2 separate regions of the Homo sapiens genome follow, and region 1 is linked to region 2. Evidence: chromatin loops called from intact Hi-C (ENCODE). Cell type or tissue: B cell. All regions are shown on one strand. Each heading gives the region's core, and the rest is flanking DNA. Links, peaks and the distances in the headings are about the cores only.

What was found. Peaks named below come from ENCODE experiments on the same cell type or tissue, not always from the same donor. Only the 100,000 strongest peaks of a DNase experiment are listed, where the experiment ranks them.
Region 1: a loop joins it to region 2, with 3 times the contacts of the local background. A loop is called at or near these places in 16 of 110 quality-filtered maps.

What each region holds. Positions count from the first base shown.
Region 1 is chr7:2,812,901-2,824,708 of GRCh38, reverse strand. The region is part of intron 1 of GNA12 (G protein subunit alpha 12); the gene reads left to right. Among named protein-coding and RNA genes, the nearest start is that of GNA12, 26 kb to the left of the region's middle. RefSeq lists enhancers at 1-248, 2,323-3,012, 3,013-3,702 and a silencer at 10,867-11,069. In B cell, for the core only: no CTCF peak of the experiment used is centred there; DNase peaks (open chromatin) are centred at 2,428 and 3,238; H3K4me3 peaks cover 1,567 bases; H3K27ac peaks cover 1,297 bases.
Region 2 is chr7:2,765,263-2,781,390 of GRCh38, reverse strand. The region is part of intron 2 of GNA12 (G protein subunit alpha 12); the gene reads left to right. Among named protein-coding and RNA genes, the nearest start is that of GNA12, 71 kb to the left of the region's middle. RefSeq lists an enhancer at 8,415-8,464 and a silencer at 9,801-9,945. In B cell, for the core only: no CTCF peak of the experiment used is centred there; DNase peaks (open chromatin) are centred at 7,697, 8,270 and 10,025; H3K27ac peaks cover 1,705 bases.

The DNA.
Region 1 (11,808 bases), core at 1-8,000, 48 kb before region 2:
GTGGTGTGTGATGGGCACTACACAGCTTTTAATAAGTCGGTGAATCAGCTGATATTTATCGAGCACCTTCTGTATATCAAGTGCCCGGGATACATCATTGGAAACAAATGCTTGCCATGTAGAGCTTACATTCTAGTGTGGGAAACAGACGATCCACAGGGTAAACAGGCACGTCTTATGAAATGTTAGAAAGCAACAAGTGCTGGGGGCAGGAGAAAGCAGGGCGAGAGCGTGTCCATGTCAGGGGTGGCAGGGAGCCGCCTGCAGAGGTGATGGGGAGAGCACCCCAAGTGCAGAGGCCTCCGCAGACCCAGAGGAGCCAGTGTGATGGCTGTGTAGTGAGGGAGGAGACCCCTGGATGGGCAGAGGCGGGTGCAGGCCACTGGGAAGACGCGGGCCTTAACTCTGTGTGTGAGGGGCTCTTTGTCCCTGAGGATTTCTGCAGAGGAGTGGCAGGATCTGACTTGGACATTCACGGGGTTGCCCTGGCCACCCTCACTGAGGGAGACCAGGTGGACGTGGGGGCAGTGAGAGGCTGTCATCCTGATCTGTGGGACCAGCGTGTTAGGAGTGGAGATGCTGGGAAGCGGTCAGATCCTAGAAATGTTGTGAAAGTGTTGATGTTGAAAATACCATTTTTGAGACAGGCAGACATGGGTGTGATCTGTTCAACTGGAAAAGGAGTCAACTATCTTTTAGGAACCATGTTTTGAATGTGAGCAAAAAGAATGGTGGTGGCATATGGTAATGACACTAACATGTAATGAGCGTTTCTCTCTAATTAAAGGGGATTTATTTTTATTGCCCTTATCTCTGTTTTCTAGAATGCGCATTATTTTCATGGGAAAAAGAGTCTTAGAAAAGACATTGCTTCTTTCTCTAAGTAATTTTACTGCATGATCTTTATTCTATGAAGTTTACTCATTTGCATTGGGTTTTATAGATATTAGTAGGTAGTTTGTGCTTTATTATGTCTGCAACATGCTTTTTTAATTTTTAATTTTTTTTTTAGCTTGCCTAGCCAACTAGAATGAAAGATCCTTTGACATTGAGTATTGCATTTTTATTTTTCCTGTATTCCAGCTTGTAACAGACACTTCCTAAGTGCTTATTGAACGAATTGTTCTAATTCTTTTAAGCAACGACTGGCCTCTTCCCGAACAGTTTTATTTTTCTAAATCTGCAGAGGGTTATTATTAGCATGCTTGAAAGACCAAAGAATGATTGTCTAATTCTTGAAGGTTCTCATTTGTTCTTCCTTATGCCCTCTGTTCCTGTTACCTTCCCCAAGCACTCCTCCTGCATATGCCGTCAAAGTCCTGAATTGGGGCTGCGGTTGAAGTTGGAGTGTCAGAACACGCTTTTGCCCTTACTGCTATCAGCCTTCAGTCAGATAAGTAGCCTTTTTATATAAATAGTTCCCTCTTGTCTCTGTAGAGCTGGGGAAGGCGGGGTCCCTTGGGTTTGTGTGTATGCTGGATGAAGCAGACAGAAGGGTTCTTCAGGGTATGGGGCCGTCTCTGGACTACACCAGGAAGCCTGGAAAAGGCCCTCCAACAAAGCCTGCCATAGATGATGCCTCGGACCCCACGTTTTTAGTTACAAATAATATACAAATAGTTACTGAGAATTAAAGTTACTTTCTTCAAGGCCATCAGAGTGGTTGGTAACTGTAATGTCCCTGAAAGACTCAGTGTCTTTAATCTCCTAAACCATGTTGAATTCCAGTAATGGGAGGCCAGGGAATGGGCAGAGGACTGATAGTGAATCTAGGGAGCACCTTTTTATCACATCTAGGAGGGGGCTGAGCAGACTCTCTTAGGGACTGAGGGGGTTGAGTGTTTATCTCCTTCAACTCCTTTCCAAGTCATTGTCTTTAAATCTTTCTTTTCTTTTGGAAACGGAGTCTTACTCTGTCGCCCAGGCTGGAGTGCAGTGGGGCGATCATAGCTCGCTGCAGCCTTTACTTTCTGGACTCAAGTGATCCTCTCAGTTCAGCCTCCTGTGTAGCTGGGACCACAGGCACGCACCACCACGCCTGGCTAATTTTTCTGTAGAAACAAGGACTCACTATGTTGCCCAGCCTGGTCTCAAACTCCTGGGCTCAAGCAGTCCTCCTGCCCTGGGCTTGCAGTCCTTTTTCTTTTTGTTGATTGAGGCTGATCTCACGCTCTTGGGCTCAAGCAGCCCTCCCACCTTGGCCTCCCAAAGTGCTGGGATTACAGGCGAGAGCCACCACGCTTGGCCCTTCAATCTTTATCAGGGTTTGAGAAGGGGACTTCCATAAGATATGTCTTAGATTGGGGAGGTTAAGAGTGTGCCAGGTCTCAGGCCCACCTAACTCAGAACTACCACTCTTAGTTACTGGACTGTCTACAGATGCTAGTTCCAGTAGGTAGATCTCTGAATTCTGAAGAAATTGCCCAGTGAAGCCTGACATGCAAAACAACCACTCCAGTCGCTGCCGCTGTATGGTTGAAAACGTACGAAGAACAACATCTCGGAGGAGGCATAGCTTCCCACAGAAGCTTCAGAATTTGTAGGTTTAGATAAAAAGTTAAAAGAGAATGGGAAGGCTAAGCACATTCTAACGTTTTTTAGCTAGGTTTGTTAAGAAATGTTGGTGGTAATCTGAATCACCCTTGTTGATGTGTATATCACATTTTACATAGTTCTAGTCATCACATCCTGGAATGTCAGCCTGGGCGGGCATGCGAGGGCCTGGTCTGATTCCCCTGTGTCCCTAGGGCCTGGCACCATGGCAGCACATAGTAGGCATTTGAGTATTTGTTGGATGCATAAATAAATTCTTGTAATAAATACAGGAAAAAGGTCTTAGGGAACTTGAAAGCCAAATTTTAATATTGATGATCTTGTAAACAAAGTATTTTTCATGTTTTAGTAACATGAAGGTCAGGATTCCACTAAGCAGGAATATGGTGTAACCTCATGTTTCCTGGCAACTAGCCCTTTGCTACTAGACTTGCCACAGGAAGGGAAAGAGCTTACCTAGCATTGTTCATCACTGTCTTGCTAAGGTGGAGGAAAACGAGGAGCAGGGAGCTGAGAAAATAGAATAACTGCAGGAGTTTCTCTTGTCCATAGGGCACACCGTTTGGGGTGAATTGTTTTGCTTGGGGCCACCCAGTGAGTTCGTTTGGAGTTGCAAGCCTCGCTTCCTTATATAGAGTCATTGATACAATTGGGGAGTTTCCTGAGTGGATGATTAAAGCAGTTCTGTATTCATTCTTCTCTGTAAGTGCCAACACCTGGCCGTGATTTCTCTGCGGTCAGCTGGAGACTGACATCCATTTTCTCACAGTATTTACGAGGGAAGGGAACCCTGGTTGGTGAATTCATTCTCATGGTCTTTTTGCCCGAGTCAGCAGCAAGACAGTCACCTTGCCACGGGAGGCAGCGTGTCCCTGTGTTGAACAGGCGGAGAGTCTCCCCTCAGGATACAGCAGGAGTGATTGGAATGATTCTGTTTCTCAGCCTGTCTTGCAGAACATCTGTAATCTAAGCGTCATCACAAAAATTCTTAAGCCAAGAATAAGCAGAACATTAACCAGAGAATAATTGATTGGCATCTTTCACCTAGACAACATTTTTGTGAAATGGGAGTGATTCCTGTGGAGTTTTGTCCATGTTGATGAAAACATGGATGTAGGCCGGGCGCGGTGGCTCACGCCTGTAATCCTGGCACTTTGGGAGTCCAAGGCAGGAGGTTTCTTGAAGTCAGCAGTTCAAGACCAGCCTGAGCAACATAGTGAGATCCCATCTCTATCAGAAATTTTTAGAAATTAGCTGGCCATGGTGGTGCATGCCTGTAATCCCAGCTACATGGGAGTCTGAGGCAAGAGGATGGCTTGAGTCCAGGAGCTTGAAAGCTGCAGAGAGCTGTGATTGCACCACTGCATTCCAGCCTGGGTGACAGAGTGAGATCCTGTCTCTAAAGTAAAAAGTTTTAAAAGACACAGTTGGAGTTTCCTCTTTGGAAGATTACAGGGCAGAGGCCAGGGTGGTCAGTGAGTCAGGAGCTGGTGACTGGCCGGTGGGGCAGGTCTGGACAACAAGCAGCTGCCACACTGTGTGTCACTTCCGTGCTCTGTGCTTTACAGCGCTTGGGACTTTCTTTTTCAATTTTTTAGCTTTTTTAATTTTATTTTTTATTTTTTTGTAGCGATAGGTTTTGCATGTCTCCTGGGCTAGTTTCAAGCGATCCTCTCACCTCAGCCTCCCAAAGTGCTGGGATTACAGGCATGAGCCACCATGCCTGGCCTCAGCTTAAAAAAAAAAAAAAAAAAGCTTTATTGAGCTATAACTCACATATCATACCATGCCCTCATTTAAAGCCTACAATTCAGTGGACTTCAGTCTATTTACAGAGCTGTGCAGCCATCACCACAGTCAATTTTTAAAACATTTTCATCACCCCAGAAAGAAACCCTGCAGCCACTGCACATTTTCCTCCTGCCCCAGCCCCAGCCCCGGGCGGCCACCAGCCCACTTTCGACACCGTGGATTTCTCTCGACGCTGTTGATTTGCCTTTTCTGAACATTTTATGTAAATGGAATCATACAGTATGTTGTCTTCTGCGACGGACTTCTTAGCATCGTTTCTTCAAAGTTCATCCATGCTGTAGCGTGGCATCGTCATCCCTCTAAGCGGCCGAATAGCATTCCCTTTTGCTACGCCCCGTTTTGTTTATCCGTGCCTCAGTCAGTGGCATCTAGGTTCTTTCCATCTTTTGTGTGTTATGAATGATGTTGCTATAAACATCCATGTGCGGGTTTTGGTGTGAACATGTTTTCTCTTGGGTGTATTCCTAGGAGTGGAATTGCTGAGTCAAATGGTTGCTTTATGTTTAACATTTTGACGAGCTACCCGAGTGTTTCTGAATTGGCCGCAACATTTCTGTTCCCACCAATATAACGTCTTTGGGGTCTAACCGTGCTTGTGTTTATCTGTCCTTTGAATTCCAGCCATCCCGTTTTCGGTTTGCCTTTCCTCGATGGTGAATGAGGTATAGCATCTTTTCATGTGCTTATGGGCCATTTGCGTATCTTCTTTGGAGATATGGCTATACAGATCCTTTGCCCATTTTTTTAATTTGGATTATTTGTCTTTTATGCAGACTAGGGAATTTCTTAAGGGGACTGCTTTTGGTTATTGTGTTTCTCACTTATAAACTCACCTTTCAGTAATGAGTCACATACACCTCCACAGCTGTTTTGGTTTTCTGTTGCCACTGTAACAAATTACCACAGGCTTCGGGACTTAAAACATTTATTTGTTAGCTCCTAGTTGCTTGGGTCAGAGGTCTGGGCACAGTGTGGCTCAGTTGGTTGCCCTGAGTGTCATGAGACTAACAGGAAGGTTCCAGCCGGACTGTGTTCCTTTTTGGAGGCTCTGGGAATGCATCGGCATCCAAGTTCATTCAGGTTGTGGCAAGGGTTCAGGTCCTTGCAGCTGTAGGACTGAGGTCCGGTTTCTTTTCTGACCTCCCTCGGCTCCTGGAGGCCTCCCTCCAGTCTTGCTTGCAGCCCCTGCAACTCAGAACCAGCAGCGAGCGGCTCACAAGGAACCTGCCAGACTTTTCCACCTTCCACATCTGCTTGTAAGGACTGGTGACTCCATCAGGCTCGCAGGGTAATCCAGAATAATCGCCCTATTTTAAGCTCAGCTGATTGGTAGCCTTAATTACCTCTGCAAAGACCTTTCACCTAGGTTCCCAATTGATGAATACCCCCGGCCATCTTTAGAATTCTGCCCGTGCCACGGGCTTGTGGCCTGCCTTACAGCCTTCTAGTTACAGGGGACCATGAAAGGGTTGTGAGGCTGGTCAGAGAGAGTAAGTGAAAACGGCAAGCGAAACCTGTGGGAGAGGCCACTTTGAGTCGCCTCCCTCCCTTGTTCGTTTGTCCTTTGCTTTTTTTTTTTTTTTTCAAGTTAGGGTCTCTGTCACCCACGCTGGAGTGTAGTGGCGCGATCTCGGCTCACTGCAACCTCCACCTCCTGGGCTCAGGCAATTCTCATGCCTCAGCCACTTGAGGAGCTGGGACTACAGGGCTACGCCACCATGCCCAAATATTGTTTGTATTTTTATTAGAGTCGGGGTTTCACCATGTTGCCCAGGCTGGTCTCGAACTCCTGACCTCAGGCAATCTGTGTGCCTTGGCCTCCCAAAGTGCTGGGATTACAGGCATGAGCCACCGCACCAGGCTTCCTGTTCTTTATTATAAGTTGTATTTTCTTTATTACAAGCTGTAGTTTGTCTAGCCTCTAATCAGTGGTTCTCCGTTGGAGAGACTATGCTCCCCAGGGGGACATTTGGCAGCGTCTGCAGGCGTGTTTGGTTGTGACACTGATGGGTGCCGCCGGCATCTGATGGTTGGAGATGCTGCTGACTGTCCTGCAGTGTGTGAGGCGCTCCAAAACAGAATTCCCCAGCCCCCAGATGTCAGTACTGATGTGGTAAACAAACTTTGTTCTATGTCAGATGGCCAGTTTTTTAATGGCAGAATTACACTATTATGTAAATAATTGATGTTCTTAATGATGACTCCCCCCAGAACCTACAAAACCCTGACATGCCTGTTAGCTGTGTAGGGAGTCATTCCGTGTTCATTGAATTAATTTTAATACGTTATAGTGAACTACAGTCCCACTTGAAACATTAAGAGCAATCTTACAGTGTGCTAGTACTTTTTCTTCTTTTTTTGTTTAGTTTCCTAACTATGAAAGCAGGTGTTCTAATACATTTGGAACTAATAATTCATGTGTAGTGTACTTATGGAGACTTAAAAATAAAACTAAAGGGAGGGAAGGAGGAATGGAAGGAGGAGATGATAATTAACAAAGAATTCCTTATTCACAATTAATAGATGACAACATTTGTCATAACTTTAGATGTTTCTTCTATGTTCCGTTCTCCTCCCCAGTCCTAATACTGGAACCAAACTGCTTAGACCAGAATCCTGAGTGACCTTGGATCAGCTGCATTCATTCATTTGTTCCACAAACATCTGAGTGCCAGGGGCTGTTTTCAGCATTGGGAATAACAGCAGTGGCCAAAAGTCAGAGTCCATGTTGTCTGCGTAATGGGCAGGTTAGGGACAAATAATGAGTAAGTGAAGAAATATATAATGTCTCCACAGAGAGAGCTGAGGGGCTGGTGTGGGCAGAGCAGAGTGAGTGAGGGCGAGAGAGCAGGTGGACATGGGGTGGCTGGGGTAAGGGAGGATATACAGTCTTGCAGGCTGTGTAAGGATTCTCATTTAAAGTGGAGTATGGGCCGGGTGTGGTGGCTCATGCCTGTAATCCCAGCACTTTGGGAGGCCGAGGCAGGGGTGGGAGGAATCACCTGAAGTCAGGAGTTCGAGACCAGCCTGGCCAATGTGGTGAAACCCCGTTTCTACTAAAAATACAAAAAATGAGCTGGGCATGGTGGCGCGTGCCTGTAATTTCAGCTATCAGGAGGCTGAGACAGGAGAATCGCTTGAACCCTGGAGGTGGAGGTTGCGGTGAGCCGAGGTCGCGCCATTGCGCTACAGCCTGGGCAATAGAGCGAGACTCTGTCTCAAAAATAAATAAATAAAAATAAAGTGGAGTATGATGGGAAGCCATTGGAAAGTTTAAGTAGAGAGTTGAACTGACCCAACTGTGTTTTTAAAAGGGTCATTGTTTGTTAAGTGGGGAGTGTAGACCTCCTCCAGGGGTAGGAGGTGGAAGTGGGCAAGAATGAGAGCAGGGGCATCAGTGAAGAGCAGCAGAGACCCAGACTGACTTGATGGGAGCAGAGGAGGCGGTAAGAAGTCACCGGAGTGCATTGCACATTCCTGATCATTTCTCTAGCCTGAGTTTTCTCATCTGTGAAATGGGGACAGTAATCATGGATGTCTCCTGGCCGCTCTTAAGAATTGAATGAGTTAATGTGTGCTAGACCTGTGCCTGGACAGAGTAGGTGTTCAGTGAATGTTAGCTTCAATATCATTCTCACTGTCACTGCTGCTACTGCCCTTCCCACCGAGGAAACCCTGGCATGAGCTGGATAATTATTCAATTTGTGTTCTGTACATGTTTTGAGTCCATAATCAATATGTATATTACTTGTTTTTAAGAATTTATGGAAATGGCATTATTTTGAATATATCATTTAAAAAATGGATTTGCTAGGCTGGGAGCAGTGGCTCACGCCTGTAATCCCAGCACTTTGGGAGGCCAAGACAGGTGGATCACCTGAGGTCAGGAGTTTGAGACCAGCCTGGTCAACATGGTGAAACCCATCTCTACTAAAAAATACAAAAATTAGCTGGGCATAGTGGCAGGCACCTGTAATCCCAGCTACTTGGGAGGCTGAGGCAGAAGAATCGCTTGAACTAGGGAGGTGGTGGTCGCAGTGAGCCAAGACCGTGCCATTGCACTCCAGCCTGGGCGGCGAGATCAAGACTATCTCAAAAAAAAAGGATTTGGTGAGCAGCACATGTGCGTGCTGTCCATGGGGGTGCGTGAAGATCTGGTTTACTTCTTTCCACCGTCACATTACTTACCATAATTGCTGATCCGTTCCCTGTGAATGCGTATTCAGGTTGTTTACCGTTTTCCCTGCGACCAACAGTGCTGCACTGTGTGTCCGTGTCCACGCCTCCGTGCGCGGCGGCCAGGGTCTCTCCGGGATGTGTACTTAGACGCAGAGTTGCTGGGTCAGTTCCACGCAGGCCCAGCTTTGCCAGGGGCTGTCAACCATTGCTTCTCATGGAAAGTCTCAGCAAGGCTATTAAATGAACTCAAAAACTATCTCCCTTATTTTCAGATGAATGAAAAATTCAGTGTTTGTGTAGATGGAGAGGAGCAGAGGAGTGATGGGAAATGTCTCTGGGATTGGACGTCATCAGGTGTGCTAAGACACAGACGGGACTGTTGTGAGGAAGGAGCTTGTGCTCACAGATTTGTAGAAACAGGAGGCACAGCACACGGGGCCACACGGGGAGCACCAGGCTCCAGGGAGCACCACGCTGGGTCAGGAGGCGGAGGGGTACTTGTGGGCAAGAGCCTCGATTGTGGTTTCTGAAAAGAAATGGGCAAGGCAGCATCCGCGGTTTAGGATTGGCTGGTTTGAGTAATTTCCCCAGCCTCTGTGCTATCAGGGTGGTCCCTGGTTGTCCAGTGCTTGGCCCTGGGGTGGTTGGCAGAGGCATATGGCTGCCTGCAGTGTGGAGCCTGGGCCGCCAATATAGCCCTGCACTCCAACCTGCGCTGAGTCATCTCTCCTACACGCTCCAGCCTCCCTCATGTTTTCTTTAGTGTTTCAAAAATGCGAAGCTCAGGGTCTTCGTGCGTGAGATTCCTTCCACCAGGAAAGCTCCTCCTGCCCCTGCTGCGCAGCCGGCCCCTCCTTAAGGTCTTGTAAATGCCTCCTCCTGAGCCGCCTTCCCCAACAGCCCTCATTTAAGCAGCCTCCTTGACTGTAGGTCCGCTGACTGGCTTCCTCCTTGAGAGCACACTCACAGTGCCGGACCGCAGGCACCTCGCCGATGTTCCTGTCCACTTGCTTTTTGTATTGCTCCTTCTCCAGTGAGCTTGGAAGCCTCATGCGGGCAAGGCCTTGTCTGTCTGGTTCTCTGTTGTGTCCTCGGAGCCTGCCACAGTGGCGGCGCTTGGTGGCTTTGACAGGGGACTGGATTGGGTGGAAGGGGCGAGATTAGACCTGGATACAGTGACGTCCTTGTCAGCCATGCCGAGTGCAGAGCGCCTACTGTATTGTAGGCATTTGAAATGAAACGGAGAATGTTTCCCAGGCCGTGCCTAGCAAGGATGCCTGGCAGTCGTGTGAGTGAGTGCTGTGGAGGGGAGCAGTGCACACCCGGTGCTGTCGGGAGCACAGGAAGGGTGCTTGGGAGCAGTGCGGGGCAGGTCAGGGAACCCTTTCTAGGATGTGTGTTGGACAGGCTGATAAACTTCTGTGGAAGGCCGTTATATGCAAGGAGTTCACATCTGGACGGTGACTGGTCCAGCCTTTTAGAGCTCCTTCCAGCTCTGAGATTCTATGCCACGAAAAAAAAAAAAAAAAGGCAGGAAAAGGAAATAAGGAATTTTTTGGTGGGAGTTGCGGCTTTAAATAGGATGGTCCAGTAAGGCCGCACTGAGAAGGCCTTCCCAGTAAAGACTTCATGGGTGCAGAAGAAATTTCCTCAAAGTCTTGGTTTGTGTCTTTGATTTTATTTGTGAGCTTGGAGAAGCTTGAGCAGGGCTTTATTCTGATGTCTCTAATTGTCTTTAATTCAGATTATAGGAATTCTTAAATGTTGACTTGCAGGGTTCGGGAAGCACACCAGATGGAAACCGAAAGTGCTGCCGTTTTGAGCACCTACTCATTGCACACCCTGGGTCCAGGGTGAGTCTCACTCCGTTCAACTCCTCGGCCACAGATCTCCCTGATCTCAGTCAGGATTCTCCAAAGAAGCACAGCCAACAGGATACATAGATGTATAAAAGGAGATTTATGATGGAGAATTTCACTCACGTGATTCTGGGAGCTGAGAAGTCCCATGTTCTGTGTGGCAAGCTAGAGACCCAGGGAAGCCCGAGGCGTGATTCAAACTCAGCTCATGTCCGAAGGCCTGAGAACCTGGGCAGCCGATGGTGGACATCCAGTCCCAGGGCAAGAGAGGATGAGATGTCCAAGCTCCGGCGGCGAGGCAGGAAATGAGGGGTGAACTCCTCCTCCCTCTGCCGTCTGATCTATTCAGGGTCTTGAGGGATTGGAAGGTGCCCAGCCACTTGGGGAGGGCAGTCCACCTTCCTGAACCCACTGTCCTAATCCTAATGTCATCTCGAGCACCCTCACAGACACGCCCAGGAACGGTGTTGCATCAGGCACCCTGTGGCCCAGTTCAGTGAAATTAACATCACAATCTCCGTGGTCCACACCTTCTGGACAAGGGGTCTTTGCAGATGGGCAGACTTAGGCGTGGCCCCAGATTCCCAGATCTCCTAACGAATACGCTGTTTCCTGCTCCTCCAGCTGCACTCTGACAGCTCACATGGGGCGATTGCCTCCATTTCCATTTTCATTTCCTTCACAGATTGGTTTGCTCACCATCCAGCATGTTTGTTTGTTTTTTTTTCCCCACCTGAGAGCTCTCCCGGAATGTCCCCAGCCTCTCCCTCTGGAGGTATAGCAGATATTGTGGTGGCTTCCTGCAAGGAGCGCTGTGCTGGCATCACTCAGTGATGTCCCCTTACGCAAGCTACACTGACTGGGAACTTCTGTTCCCTCTGGGGAAGGGGAGGTAGGAGGAGACTCTCCCCTGGATGCCCCTTAATAACCAGTGAAATTGGTACTATGGGCATGGAGTCATCTATTTTTTAAAATAATTTAAATGAAAACATGACTGTGGAGAAAGCCGGTTTCCTCAAAGCTCATAAATATTTATAGTTTGAAACTTTGTTTCATCTTAGAGCTTGAAAATATAAACTGTAACCTCTTGTTATAGAAGGGGAAACAATTACCTTTTAAAGGTTGCTGGATACCAGGCAGGAGGATCACTTGAGGCCAGGAGTTCAAGACCAGCCTGGGCAGCATAGCAAGACTGTGTGTCTACAAATAAAATTAGCTGGGTATGGTGGTGAATGCCGGTAATTCCCAGCTACTCAGGAGACTGAGCCTGGGAGTTTGAGGCTGCAATGAGCCATGATTGCACCACAGCACAGCAGCCTGGGCGACAGAGCGAGACTCTGTCTCTAAACATAAAATTTTTTTTAAAGTTTGAAAAGTAAAGGTCACTGGATTCTTTTGATTTTAT
Region 2 (16,128 bases), core at 4,408-12,407:
AGAGACCAAATTTGAAAGGCAAAACCATGTATTTAACGTGTGCGTGTGTGTGTGTGTGTATGTATATACACATATATATGAGAGAATCTTCATGATCTTGATGTAGGAGAGAATTTCTTAAAGAACTAAAAGTACAAATCCAAGAGGAAAAGATTAATAATTTGACTCCCATAAAATTAAGAACTGCTGTATATTTTCAAAGATAGCACCAGCTGTGACAGTGAAGTCATTTGCTATCTGTAACCTACAAAGGTGTGAGTATCCAGAAATAGGCAATTCAGTATGAGTTACGGCTTTCAATAGGCACTTCTGAGAAGAGGAGATGATATTATGATATACTCACAGATTTGCAAAAATTAAAACGTGACAATGCCAAGAATTGGCAAGGATGTGGGATGACAGGAACTCTCATACACTGCAGTGCTGGTGGGAACACAAGTTGGTTTCTCTAGTTTGGAAAACAGATGGGTATGATTTACTAAAGTTAAGATATGTGTTTCCAGTGGCTCAGTAATCCCAATCCTAGGTATGAAAAGCCATGTATGTAAATGTTCATAGCATTATATATAATTGAAAAAATCCAAATGTTCCTCAACAGTAAAATGGGTGAGTAAATTGTTTTTTTTTAATTTCTGAATGCTGCAGGAAAAATGAGCAGAGGACAGCTCTCAGCAATATGATCAATCTCACAAACATTATGATGTTGGCCCAAAGATACCAGACACAAAAGAGTACATATAGTGTGTTTACATTCATACATAAGCACATATATAGTGTGATTACATTGAGAATTCAACCACATTGTTGAAGAGTGCATACACAGGAGATAAAACTACTGGAAAGGATACCAGCATCAAGACAGTGGTTGCTTCTAGAAGACAGAGCGAGTGTTTTGATAAGGGTGCTTCTGAGGTGCTGGTTGCAGTCCATTTGTTGACCTTTGTGATTGCTATTTTATCGGTTAGTGCATGTATCTTTTATGCATTTTTCCTATATTGTTATAATTTACAATAATAATTTTAAAAAGGAAAATCAGATCAATATGCAAAGATTATTTGCAAGGATGTTTATTGTATTGCTTATAAAAACAAAAAGGAAACAACCTAATTATTCACTGGTAGGGGTTGGTTGACTAAACTGGAATACTGACCATGTGATAGAATATTGTCCAGCGGTTAGAAAAGCTGAGAGAGAACTCTCTATGTTGACATGGAAAGAAGTCCCTGACGCATCAAGTGAAAAAGTGAGGTAAGTAGCAAAATATATATCCTGTTTCTGTTTAGAAGGGAAAACAGGCATATATATATATATATATATATATATATATATATATATATATGTACACAGAAATGTGTAAAAAACTAGTACGTGGTGTAAGTACATCCACTGAGCTACCTCAGTTGTTCTATTTTTCTTATTTTTATATATGTTTATGAAAACATTCACTTTCTAAATTATTTTTATTTTTAACTGTGGCCAAAACATGTATTATTCGCCAAGCCTGCTGGCTCACTCCTGTAATCCCACCACTTTGGGAGGCTGAGGTGGGCAGATCACATGAGGCCAGGAGTTTGAGACTAGCCTGGCCAACACAGCAGAACCCCATCTCTACTAAAAATACAAAAATTATCCAGGCGTGGTGGTACATGTCTGTAATCCAGCCACTCAGGAGGCTGCAGCATGAGAATCACTTGAACCCCGGAGGCTGAAGTTGTAGTGAGCCAAGATCACACCACTGCACTCCAACCTGGGTGACAGAGCAAGACTCTGTCTTAAAAAAGTTAAAAAGTTTTTAAAAATGAAGTGTTTTTATAATCAGAAAAGGCCATGAGAACAATTTTAGAGTGAATTATAAAAATTACTGTGACAGGAATTTTTTTTTTTTGAGAGTCTCACTCTGTCTCCCAGGCTGGAGTGTAGTAGCGTGATCATAGCTCACTGTAGCCTCGAACTCGCAGGTTCAAGCAATTCTCCCACTTCAGTCTCTCGAGTAACTAGAACTACCGGTGTGCACCACCACACCCAACTTATTTATTTATTTATGAGACAGGGTCTGGCTCTGTCACCCAAGCTGGATTATAGTGGCGCAATCTTGTTTCACTGCAACCTCTGCCTCCTGGGCTCAAGCATTCCTCACGTCAGCCTCCTGAGTAGCTGGGGGACTACAGGCATGCCACCACATCAGGCTTTTTAATTTTTTGTAGAGAAACAGCCATGTTGCCCAGGCTGGGGTCAAACTCCTGGGCTCAAGTGATTCACCCGCCTTGGCCTCCCAGAATGCTAGTATTACAGGCAGGAGCCACCACGCCCAGCCTCAGCTAATTTAATTTTATTTTTTGTAGAGATAGTCTCACTGTGAAGCAGTCTTCTTGCCTCGGCCTCCCATAAAGTTTATGTATTATTCCTGAAAGAAGGCTTACAGTTGAAATAATTCTGGTTAAATATAACGTACCCTTAATCTGAAAGTTTCAAAGGGTGGTAGTATCAACCCCATTCCCCATCCACTTTTACCAGATTTCAACAAATTTAATCAGCTTCCACAAGAACTGAGTAAAGCCCAGGGAATGAGAAGAGCCCTGGACTCTCACCATTTTCGCTACATATTATTGAAGCTTCAGTCCTTAGCTATCAAGGAAGGCGGTATTAATACCCTCCTTTTAGACTGACTCTGAGAGATGTGAAAACATCTAGCACCATGCTTAGCAAGTAGTATTTGTTTACCTACCTGGCTCTCTGATTTTGAATTTCTTTTGTGCTCAGCAGTGGGCTATGAGCTATAGGAGGAACGATTTTCTTCCATTCATCTCCCTGAGAGCCAGGGGTCTGAACTCCTGAAGTAGGGGCCTGTATTACCCAACTTGTGGAGAGATGATCACAATTTAGCCTCCAGCTCTATGTAAGTAGGGAGCTGTTGGTGTGAGTGTCATGGAAGAAATCAGACTTTAACTTGGGTGGTTTTGAATGAAAGATGAAATTCTCAAAAGAGATAGGAGGGAGGTGGCACAGATGGGCTGATGCAATCCATAAGTGGTGATCGGAGACTCAGAAGCCAGCCTGCTCTTGTGAAAAAGCAAGGCCTGCCCTATTCTGGCTGTTCTTAGGAGAGGTTTTGTGAGAATTTTGCGTTTAAGCCAAATGAAATGCTTGATTTATTAAGTTGTTATGACTTTTTTCTTTTCTCTTTTTGAAAAAATTGTGGCGAAATATGCTTTTTTTTAAGTCTCTTCTCACTAAACCTTCTAGCAGACCAGTATTAACAACTGGACACATGTATCCCAGCGAGTCTTTGGAAAAGACTATGCCGCTAAGGCGGCATAGTGTAGCTCGTGTTTGAGCATTTCCTCGGAGACATTCCTGTGATGTGAGTGCAGTTGTGATTTGCTGTTTGGTAAATAGGAGATTGAAAGGCCCTCCTCTTCTGAAGTTGGAAGACATCTTTGCTGGGATCACCAGGGACACCTCACAAGTTTTAGTTGATCTTTTTAAAATTTCCTTGCTTATGAGTTCAAGGTTTAGAAACAAATCTGAGTTTATTTATGAGCCTTTCACATCTGAGTGGGCAGATTCCCCAGGAGTAGTATTTTCATCATGTTTTCTGTCTTAGCTGGAGCTGCCATAACAGTTCCACACACTGTGTGGCTTGAAAACAGACATATATTTTTCACAGTTCAGAGGCTGTGAACCCAAGATCAAGGTGCTGGCCGGTGGGGTTCCTGGTGAGGGCTCTCTTCCTGACTTGCAGACAGCCACCTTCCTGCTGCTTCCTCACATGGTGGAGAGAGAGAGAAGCTCTGATGTCTCTCCGTCTTCTTATAAGGGCACTAATCAGGTCATGCTCCCACCTATGACCTCTTCTAACCCTAATCACCTCCCAAAGACCCCACCTCCAGATACCATCCCACTGGGAATTAGGGATAGGAATTTGGGGAGGCACAGCCATTCCATTCATAACAGTGTTGTGATATTGTGAAGTATACATTTGGTCTTCCTTTCCATTTCCAAACATATAGCTTCGCCCTTTCAGGCATCTGGTATAATTGAACTAAGAGACAATATCATCTCTTGTTTTGAAGCTGCTTTCGAGGTATTAATATACCATTGGATTTCTATCATATGGCCCATTTATTCATTCCGTTACCCTCTGCTACTAGTCCTCCTTTTCTTCATTTATACCCAAGCGTCCACGTTTGAAAGGAGCATTAGGTTCAGTCACTGTGCTGGTCTGGATTGCAGGCAGCAATAACCTAGCCAGTGTCTCCCCTCAGTCCACTCCCATTCAGATAGGGTAGGGCTACACAGGTGCAGGACTAGGGGGCTGTATTTACCACCAGGAAGTACAGCTGCAGTCACCGTGAACCCCAGTTCTCCCAGATGGGGTAAAGGCACAACCCACCCCCATCAGGTCCTTGGAATTCCAGTGTAAGGTTTATTCTTATTTTATTATTGAGACAGAGTCTCTGTCACCCAGGCTGAAGCACAGCTGCACAGTCACAGCTCACTGCAGGCTTGAACTTTCAGGTTCAAGTGATCCTCCCACCTCAGCCTCCCAAAGTCCCTGGATTACAGGCATGAGCCACCTCTCCTGGCCCCGACGTAAGGTTTAAAAACAGTACAGTTTCTTGCTTAGGAACCAGCTCTGCTTCCAGCACTGGGGTTGCAAGACCTGGTCCTAGGATCACTGCACCAAGTGGGAGCAGGGTGGCCAAGCTGAGGTGATGCAAGGAAGGAAGAAAAATGTGTAATCCTTATGCCAGCCTGCTCCTCTCTCGGCAAGAATTGTGTGGTCACACCAGCCTCCTTCCCAGCCCCTCTTTCCCTGATCCACAAAACAGGAACATCGAATGGGGACGTCCTTTAGCCGTTGAATGTGGGCCAGCCCTTCATGCTTTCATCGCCCCTGTCTTAGCCAGGGTTTTAACTCCCCGTTCCGCTGCTCTGTCAGACTCACTCCGAGGAGGATGCGTCTCTGCCCGTTGTTGGACACCGTGGGATGTACAGTGTGTCCCCTGGTCTGAGGAAATGACGGTCGGTGTCCAGATCCGAGCAGTGTCTTCTGTTCTGTTCTTTCTATAGCACTCTGAGCACTGGCCTCTTCCACCAGGCAAGCAAAGCCCAGTCCAGAGTCAGTGTTCACTCTGGTTAAGACCCATTTGTTGGCTGGGCGCGGTGGCTCACACCTGTAATCCCAGCACTTTGGGAGGCTGAGATGGGAAGATCACTTGAGCCTAGGAGTTAGAGACCAGCCTGAGCAAGGATTGCTGAAGCCCAGGAGGTTGAGGCTGCAATGAGCGGTCTAACCTGGATGACAGGGTGAAACCCAGTCTCATAAAAAAAAATCAAAAGACCCATTGTTAGCCCCCAGGGCTATACTTGCCAGCTGTGTCCAGGGCCTTCCCACCAGGGGAGCTGCCCCATAGCCACCGGCAGTTTCTGTCTCTCCAGCTGGCAGGCAGAATGGCTGCATTAAGCCTAGCTGTACGGACCTTTTCCACAGTACGGGTCTGGGCCCTGTGCCCCTGGGTAACCTGTCCAGGTAGTGTGAGGGATGAAGGGAGGGGAGGACTCTGCCAGCTCTGTGGGAGGCTCCTTAGGTGATTCTGAGCCTGGCCTGTATTGAGAGCCACTGATGAGCCTCTGAGGTCTCTTCCACTTGTGACGTGATTCGGAGCCTGGCCCTCTGCTTTAATTCATAGGCAGAGTTTGATGGCAGATATCTTCTCCTAAGAAAGCCCGTCACGTTAGAACAGGCTGTTGGGTAGGACACAGGCGTTTAGTATCCAAGTTTCGCAGATGCCCATAGACCAGGCAGCTCTGTTTTGCTTCTGCGTTTATGAAAAGAGCTGGCAGAGTGCTTCGGCTCCAGGCCTTTTCGAGACACTGGGCACGACGTTCCTCCTGAGCTGCTGTGGCTGAGATAGAAGGGATCAGCAATGGAGGCTTTATTTGCAGATGATTTTCCTCCTCTCGGTTTGTCGTTCCCACTCTTCGTCTTCCAGAACCTTTTTAGACCCCATGACTTCAATCCTCATCACCCAGGACATTCAGGCTGGCTCTGTCTCCTTCCCATCAACTTAATATGACCGTATCTAACCCTAAATGAGGCTGCAAAATTAAAAGCAGCATACTAGCACCAGAGAAAGGATATCTTAAGCCTATTCAAATCAAACCTCAACACCCTGGAAGCTGGCGCAGCGGCTGCCTACAGAAAGGAGAGCTAGGGAGCTGAGACACTGGTTTCTCTAGCGTCCTCCTCCCCTGTTACGAATTTGGTACTCTGTGCATGTATTGTCTATCCAAAAACTTGAAAGATGTTAGTCATCCTCAGTAGAGGGGAAGTAACTCATCACATAGTGAAAAGTCCAAATTGTTTAACTCTTTAAGCCACGTCTGGTGCCACCAAATTGGGAAGGGATGTCGGTAAATTAAATTGTGCAATTCATACTCTTTTGAGAATATTATTAATATTGACTCTCATATCTTGACTGCCTGCTGTGCCAACCACTGTGCATGAGTCAACCCAACCCCAGGTAAGAAGGTGGCTCAGTAACACAGATAGCTGCGTAAATATGTGACAGTGTTTAAAAGGGGGGAAAAACAAGTACCCTGGGCTTTGTACTTATGTTTATTCTTAGACGTGCCTGATTTTATTTACCTTTGAAAGAAGTTATATAAAAAGGAAGACAAACCTGTAAGTGCAAAAGGAATGAAGATTCAGTGACACGTGTTGACTGTAGGTTCTCAAACCTTGTACTTTTTTTGACCCTTATATCATTAAAGCATTCGACACATTAGCAACCTGGACCCCCCCTTTGCCTCGGCAAGCCCATCTCCTGCTCCCCTCCTCTCTGTCACTGCTGCAGGCGCACTGGCCTTCCTGCTGCTCCCTGCACACTCAGGGCCTCCCAGCGCCATCAGGGCCCTTGTGCTTGCTGTTCCTTCTGCCTGGAATGCACTTCCTCCTTTATCTCATCAAGGTTTTGACTCAGATGTTATCTTCATGAAATCTTACCTGACAATCTTGATTAAAGTCAAAACCGCACCCACCACTACCTATTACCTTTCCCTATTTCATTTAAAAAATGTTTTTATTGGAGAATTACATATATATACACACATATATATGCATGCATGTGTGTATATATGCATATACATGTATAGAAATAAAAGTGCATCTATATTAACTCAGTTTTCACAAACTGAGCAGATTGTGTGACCTGCCGCCAGCTCAGGAAACAATGACCTGTGCCCCAGAACCCCTTTCATCTTCACACCACCTTCTGCTCTCCAGAAGTAACCAGTTCTGACCGTGAACACCAGCTGTTCTGTAGAATGGGTATTTCTGCGTTGCTGCTTCATCTGTGGCCTCACACGGTATTTACTCCTGTGTTACTGGCTCCTTCTCGTCGCCATTTCGTTTTGTGCGGTTCTTCCAATTCTGCGGCACGTTCTTCCTTGTTGCTGCATGGTAATTCCATTTTGTGAATGTCCCGCAATTTAGTTCCCTGCCCTCCTGGTGATGGGCGTCCGGGTAGACGCCAGCTCAGCGTCATTACAAAAATGTTACTGTAGGTATTCAAGAACCTGTCTTTTGGTGAAGAGATGTAGGCATTTCCCTCAGGGCTGTCCAGGGGTGGACTTGCTGGGGCATCCAGGTGTGCCTGGGTTCAGTGTTCATGGATTTTTCACAGTGTTTGTATTTGTGCTCTACCAGCAGAGGCCAAGTTCCCATTACTCCACCTCATCACCAGTGCTTGTCCTCTTTTTCAAATAGCCATTCTGGTGGCCGTGTAGAGGTATCTCATTCTGGTTTTGTTTGTTTGTTTATTTTTGAGACTGAGTCTCACTCTGTCGCCCTGGCTGGAGTGCAGTGGTGTGATTTTGGCTCACTGCAGCCTCTGCCTCCCGGGTTCAAGCAATTCTCCTGCCTCAGCCTCCCGAGTAGCTGGGATTACAGATGCCCACCACCACGCCTGGCTAATTTTTGTATTTTAGTAGAGAAGGGGTTTTGCCATGTTGGCCAGGCTGGTCTCAAACTCCCAACCTCAGGTGATCACCCATGTCGGCCTCCCAAAGTGCTGGGATTACAGGCGTGAGCCACCGCCCCCAGCCTTGTTTATTTGTTTTAATTGAAGTATAATTTCTGTGTGCAAAATGCACAAATCTTAGGTGTATACAACACAATGAGATTTACGTATGTATCTACTCACACAGCCACCACCCACGTGAAAGAACATTTCAGCATCCAAGAAAGTCCCTCCCGCTGCTTCCCCATTGATACCACTCCTCCTGGTGACCACGCTAGTTTCACTTCCATCACTGTAGATTAGTGTTTTGCCTGTTTTTGAAGTTTGTTTAAATGGAATCGTTTAGCTGGCTTCTTTGCTTAATGACTGAGAGATTCATCTGTGTTGCTACGTGGATTGGTATTTTCTTCTTTTTTCTTTATAGCCTTCCATTAAATGAATACACCATAATTTATTTCTTCTCCTGTTCACAGACATGGTGTTTGTTTCTCGTTTTTGGCTACTGTGAGTAAAGCTGCTTTGAACATTCTTGGACAGGTCTCTTAATGGATATATGCACTGATTTCTCTTGGAAATATACCTAGGAGTGGGATTGCTGGGTTTGCCAACTATTTCTCCAAACTGGCCGTACTGGTTTATAGTCTCTCCAGCAGTGTGGGACAGTTAGTCCACGTTCTAACCAACACTTGGCATTGTCCTCTTGATTTTAAGCCTCCTGGTGGGTATCAATTGATGTTTTACTTTGCATTTCTAAGTAAGAACTTTCCTGACTAAATAAGTTTGGCACCTTTTTCTTTTTTTTTTTTTGAGATGGAGTCTCACTCTGTTGCCCAGGCTGGAGTGCAGTGGTGCGATCTTGGCTCACTGCAAGCTCCGCCTCCTGGGTTCACGCCATTCTCCTGCCTCAGCCTCCCAAGTAGCTGGGACTACAGGTGCCCACCACCACGCCCGGCTAATTTTTTGCATTTTTAGTAGAGACGGGTTTCACCATTTTAGCCAGGATGGTCTCGAGCTCCTGACCTCGTGATCCGCCTGCCTCTGCCTCCCCAAGTGCTGGGATTACAGGCGTGAGCCACTGCACCCAGCATGTTTGGCACCTTTTGTACATCTGTTGGCCAGTGGGATATCCTCTTCTATAACAGGTTTGTGCAAATCTTTTGCCCTGTTGGGTTGTTGGTCATTTTCTTGGGAATTCTCGATATGAGTCCTTTGTCAGATTATCCGGAATATGTAAAGAACTCTCAAAACTCAAGAAAACAATTTTTTTAAAAGGACAAAAGATTTGAACAAAGAAGAGATTCCTGAAGCAAATAACACATGAAAAGATGCTCAGTCGACGTCATCAGTCATGACACACATGCAGTTGAACACCGTGGTGAGACACCACATGCTCTCCTAGGAGGCTGCCCTTTGGAAGGCGACCACCCAAGGCACAGTGAGGGCGGGGGTGGGAACTCAGGCTCTCACACACCCCTGGTAGAAATGTGAAATGGTACTCCTGCTTTGGAAAAGCGGGGCACTTTCTTAAAAGTTAAACATACAATTATCACATGAGCTAGCCCTTCCACATGTAGATATTTACCAAAGAGAAGTGAAAATATTTGTCCACACAAAGACTTGCACACACATGTTTATGGCAGCTGAACATTGGGAACGTGGCCATCAACAAGCAGATGGATGAACAGACTGGGGTGCACCCTTCTGTGGGGATACTGCTCAGCCAGGAAAGGGAGCACCTGGTAACCTGCAGCATATGGGCGAATCTGGAAAGAATTGTGCCAAGTGCAGGAGGCCACACAAAGAAGGGAGTGTCCTCTAAGATCTGACTTACATGAGAATCTAGAATATGCAGACCAACATGGAGGGATAGATGCCGACCACGGGTTGCCTGGGCAGGAAGGGAGTGCAGGGGAGGGGAAGGGCTGATAAGGCCACAGTGGGAGTTGTTTGGGTGTTTGCTCATGATCTTGGCTGTTATGATGGTCCCACAGCTGTATGCATATGTCAGAAGTCATCAGACTGGGCAAGTTCACTATGTGCGGTTTCGTTTTTTTGGTTTTTTGGTTTTTTTTGAGTGGCAGGGAGTCTTGCTCTGTCGCCCAGGCTGAAGTACAGTGGCGACATGTCAGCTCACGGCAACCTCCACCTCCCAGGTTCAAGCGATTCTCCTGCCCCGGCCTCCCGAGTAGCTGGGATTATAGGTGCCTGCCACCTCACCTGGCTAATTTTTGTATTTTTAGTAGAGACGAGGTTTCGCCATGTTGGTCAGGCTGGTCTTGAACTCCTAACTTCAAGTGATCCACCCACCTCAGCCTCCCAAAGTGCTGGGATTACAGGTGTGAGCCACGGCGCCTGGCCTTTTCTTTGATTTTAATAATTTGGTTTACTAAGTCTGTTCCCTGTCCATTTGCTCTGCAAGGAGTCATCAGAGCCTGGCGCTTGCAGTACCCCCAGGTCCACGTTTAGATGATCTTAAAACATTGCCATAATCTTGCACGATGGCCTTGCACTTAGGCAGTGCCAGTATTCCTATGGTATACAGTGAAGGGGCATTCGGTTTCAGTAACTCTGATTTGTAATCGTCCTACGTGGAAACACAAAGCAACAAGCACAGGATCCCATTAGCTCTGCTGCCCAGTGAAGCATCCATGTTGCTTTGTTTTTGTTTGTTCTTTTTCTTTCTTTCTTTCTGTGTGTTGTTTTGTTTTGTTTTGTTGTTGTTATTGTTGTTGAGATGGAGTCTCACTATGTGGCCCAGGCTGGAGCTCAGTGGCTTTTCACAGGCACGCTTATCGTAGCTCACTGCATCCTCAAACTCCTGGGCTCAAGAGATTTCCCCCACTTCAGCCTCCTGGGTAGCTGAGACTACAGGTGTGCACCACCACGCCTAGCTAACTCTAACTTAATCTAATGCCAACTCCAATGGACAAGCATTGCCCTGTCACAAGCCTAGCTGAACTATGTCAGAATTGAACTCTTTGAGCTTGATATGGTTCTAGAGGCTATTGAGCCTCAATTTGAGCCTAAATTTAAAATTGTGTGATCATTTAATTTAATTTCCAAACGGGACATGTTTATAAATAAAACAAGACCCTATTAAACAATTTTGCCAAGATGATTGACTCAAATTGGGACTCTCCAGGGCAAGTGGGGCATATGGTTATCCTGTTTATAGTATATTATGGCAGTGAACCTCAGTAAAGTCATACATTGTAGGTTTGTTTATTTGTTGCTATCTATGCAGTTGAATAATGTTGAGGATATATTTTATTTTCCTCACAGTACCAGGCCAGTCTATAGCTTGAATTGAATCTTAGCTCTGCATGTCACTATGATCTATTTTATTGTAACTTCCTATTATAAACCTTTAATTTTATAAAAGCAATTTTGAAAAAGTACTTGCCCCCCCATGATTTAAAAAAACAAAAACACTTAGACTTAAAATGTAATGACATATCACTTTTCACCCATCAAATTCAGAAAAAAATTCAATTGATAATATCCAGTGTGTTAAGGGTATAAAGAAGTGGGTATCTTAAACCCTTGTTCATTAGGATATAAATTGGTACAACCTTTTTGGGAGAGAATTTGGCCAGAGCTGTGTTTTTTTTGTTTGTTTGTTTTTGTTTTTTCTGAGACAGAGTCTCACTCTCTCACCCAGGCTGGAGTGCGGTGGTGCGATCTCGGCTCACTGCAAGCTCCACCTCCCGGGTTCGTGCCATTGTCCTGCCTCAGCCTCCTGAGTAGCTGGGACTATAGGCGCCTGCCACCACGCCCGGCTAATTTTTTGTATTTTTTTTAATAGAGACGGGGTTTCACCGTGTTGGCCAGGATGGTCTCAATCTCCTGACCTCGTGATCCGCCGACCTCGGCCTCCCAAAGTGCTGGGATTACAGACATGAGCCACCGTGCCCAGCCGGCCAGAGCTGTTTTAAAAAATTAATATGGATACTCTTTGACCTAGCTGTTCTATTTACAGATACCTAGCTTACAGACATAATTATACATGTCCCAGAAGTGGTGTGCATGAGGATGGTTTCTGCAATGTTGATGGTAGTAGCAGAAATTAAAACTACGTAAATACCTGCCAGTGATGCTGTTTAAGTAGAATACCAGATGGCTATTAGAAGGAATGAAGGTCCACACAGAAACAGCTCTAAGGTGGCTGGGCATGGTGGCTCACGCCTGTAATCCCAGCACTTTGGGAGGCCAAGACGGTTGGATCACTTGAGGTTAGGAGTTCGAGACCAGCCTGGCTACCATGGTGAAACCTTGTCTCTACTAAAAATACAAAAATTAGCTGGGTGTGGTGGTGCACACCTGTAATCCCAGCTACTCAGGAGGCTGAGGCAGGAGAACTGCTTGAACCCAGGAGGTGGAGGGAGCCGAGATCAGCCCGGACAACGGAGCGAGACTCCATCTCAAAGAAAAGGAAATATATCTAAGGCATGGTAAGGGTAAAAACCAACTTGGAAAACAATCAATGTGTAGTAGTTTATCCCATTTATATAAACCAAACAAATCATTAAAGTGTAGATTTCTCCACATACAATATACACATATTAAATACAGAAACAAAGGTAGAAAAGTGTATGCCAAGTTGATAACAGTGATTAATAGTTGTGGGAATGAGTGGGAATGAACTCTCCTTTATCCATAGGTTTACTGTTTTTTTTTTTGTTTTGTTTTGTTTTTTTTTTACCTTGAGAGCATATTCACCTGTTACCTAATTTTATAACTGAATTAATTTTCTAAATGTACGTAACTGCATTATAACCATTTTGAAAGAAAACTTATTAGCATTAGGTTTTACTCTAACCTTTGTTTTCCTGAGTGTTACATCCATGATTTTAAGGGCATGTCTCAGGACTCTAGGATGTGATTTCATTTCACGCAGTCCTCGAATGCAGTTAGTGTTTTTCTGAGTTCTCTGAAGCAGAGAAATACTAGGAAAAACGTAGCTTGCTAAGCCAGGACCTCAAAAAGGAAGGCTACTGATCTTCACTGGATGAAGTGACATGACTTTGAAGCTGAGAGATCCAGGTTTGAATTAGCAATTCCTTAGTCACTACATTTGCTGTATTTAAACTTGGAAAACAGAAACCATTTCCGATCACTTATTTGGCAGCAAAACCTAATCTAACTCAATTTGGACTTGTTTAGTAGCAAAGCCTGGCCTCACATACCCGTGGCCATTTATAGTCTCCATTAGGTCTGTAAGCGGTAGCTCATGCCTGTAATCCCAACACTTTGGGAGGCCAAGGCAGGTGGATAACCTGAGGTCAGGAGTTCGAGACCAGCCTGACCAATATGGTGAAACCCTGTCTCTACTAAAAATAAAAAAATTAGCCAGGCATGGTGGCATGTGCCCGTAGTCCCAGCTACACAAGAGGCTGAGACAGGAGAATTGCTTGAACCCAGGAGGCGGAGGTTGCAGTGAGCCGAGATTGTACCACTGCACTCCAGCCCGGGTGACAGAGTGACTCCGTCTCAAAAACTAAAATAAAATAAAATATAGTCTCCATTAGTACAACTGTTCACACACACAAATCTATGTTATTGTAGAAATATTCTCAGATTTTATTTACGATGAGGATTTGGTAATGCATAGCATATGTACCATGTTATCTTTCCAAAATCTGAAAGTTTCTGAATTCCAAAATATATCTGGTGCTAAGGGTTTAAAGGTTAGGAGTTACAATACAAATGAAGAAGTAAAAAACTTGAAACGCGCCAGCCAAGAGTTGATTTTAAATAAGAAGACAGGGAAACAGTTGTTCTTGTGTGTGAGAGAGGGTACTATAAAGGGTATTCATGTCACAGTTGTTGATGGCAGCAAAACACTGGAAATGCCCCCAGGTGGCTATCGAAAGGGTCACATAAGTGATTGTACATTTATTCAGTGGAATGCAGCATAGCTATTTTTTTTTAAGTACCACAACTCTTATACTGTATACAAAAAATAACTCAAAATGGCTTAAAGACTTAAACATAATCACGAAAACTAAAACTCCTAGAAGAAAACATAGAGGGAAAGCTTCAAGATACTGGATTTAGCAGTGATTTCTTGGGTATGATACCAAAAGCCTAGGCAACAAAAGAAAACATAGACCAATGGGAGCACATCAAATGTAAACATTTTTGTGGGTACAGGGACACAATCAACAGAGTGAGAAGGCAGCCTATAAAACGGGAAAAATATTTGCAAATCATATATGTGAAAAGAGTTAACATTCAGAATGTATGAAGACTCCTACAACTCAACAAGAAGCAAAGTTAAATAACCCAATTAAAAAATGGGCAAAGGGCTTGAATGGACAGTTCTCCAGTGAGGATAAGCAAGTGGCCATCTAGCCTATGCAAAGTATCTCAGTATCCCTGATGGTCAGAGAAATGCAAATCAAAATCACAATGAGATACTACCACACATCCATTAGAATGGCTACTATCAGAAGAAAAACAAAATAACAAGTGTTGGTGAGGAATGGAGAAACTGGAACCCTTGTGCACTGTTGGTGGGAATGTAAAATGGCACAGCCATATAGTAGGAAGAGACCCAGATGCAATCCAATAGTGCCTCCTCGGGGTATTTATCCAGAAGAATGGAAAGCAGGGTCTCAGAGATATTTGCACACCCATGTTTATAGCAACTTTATTCACAATGCCTAAGAGGTGGAAGCTGGCCAGGTGCGGTGGCTCACACCTGTAATCCCAGCACTTTGGGAGACCGAGGTGGGTGGATTGCTTGAGGTCAGGAGTTCAGGACCAGCCTGGCCAACATGGTGAAACCCTGTCTCTATTTAAAATACAAAAATTAGCTGGGCATGGTGGTGGGTGCCTGTAATCCTAGCTACTCAGGAGGCTGAGGCAGGAAAATCGCTTGAACCTGGGAAGCGGAGGTTGCAGTGAGCCAAGATGGCACCACTGCACTCCAGCCTGGCGACAGAGCAAGACTCCGTCTCAAAAAAAAAAAAAAAAAGGCGGAAGCAACCCAAATGTTCATCAATGGATGAACAGGTAAACAGCATGTAGTACATACACACAATGGAATTTTAGCCAGCCTTAAAAAGGAAAGACTGCAGCTAACATACTAGCTACAACAGAGATGAACCTTGAGGATATTATGCTAAGTGAAATAAGCCAGTCGCAGAAGTATGATTCTGCTTATGTGATAACCTGAAGTAGTCAAATGCATAGAAACAAAAAGTAGAATGCTGGTTACCAGGGGCTGGGCAGATGGGGGGAAATGGGAGTTGTTTAATTAGTGCAAAGTTTCACATTTGCAAGATGAAAAAGTTTTGGAGATCGGTTTCACAACAACGTTAATATGCTTAACACCACTGAACTGTGCATTTTAAAATGATTAAGATGGTAAATTTTATGTCAATATGTTTTTTACTACACTTTTTAAAAAAGTGGATGTGGAGCCGGGCGCAGTGGCTCGCGCCTGTAATCCCAGCACTTTGGAAACTTGGGGGGAGGGGAGGGGGGCCCTGGATCACGAGGTCAGGAGTTCGAGACCAGCCTGGCCAACATGGTGAAATCCCCATCTCTACTAAAAAACAAAAATTAGCTGGGTGTATTGGCACACGCCTATAGTCCCAGCTACTCAGGAGGCTAAGACAGGAGAATCGCTTGAACCCAGGAGGCGGAGGTTGTGGTGAGCCAAGATCATGCCATCGCACTCCAGCCTGGGTGACAGAGTGAGACTCTGTCTCAAAAGCAAAAAATAAAAAGAAGAAAAAAAAAAACAAACACAGGATACAGAACTCCCTACCTCGTCTTGCTGGTTTTCTTTACCTTTAATTGAATGTTGGAGTCACAGGATTAGGAAGTGAAGCTCTCAAGTTCACAAAGCACCTGCTCTTCCCTGCGCGCTCATTCATTTAACAAAGTCTTCCTGTTGTAGGCTGGGCGCGGTGGCTCAGGCCTGTAATCCCAGCATTTTAGGAGGCCGAGGCGGGCGGATCACGAGGTCAGGAGATCTAGACCATCCTGGCTAACACCATCTCTACTAAATGAAACCCCATCTCTACTAAAAATACAAAAAAATTAGGCGGGCGCAGTGGCGGGTGCCTGTGGTCCCAGCTACTCGGGAGGCTGA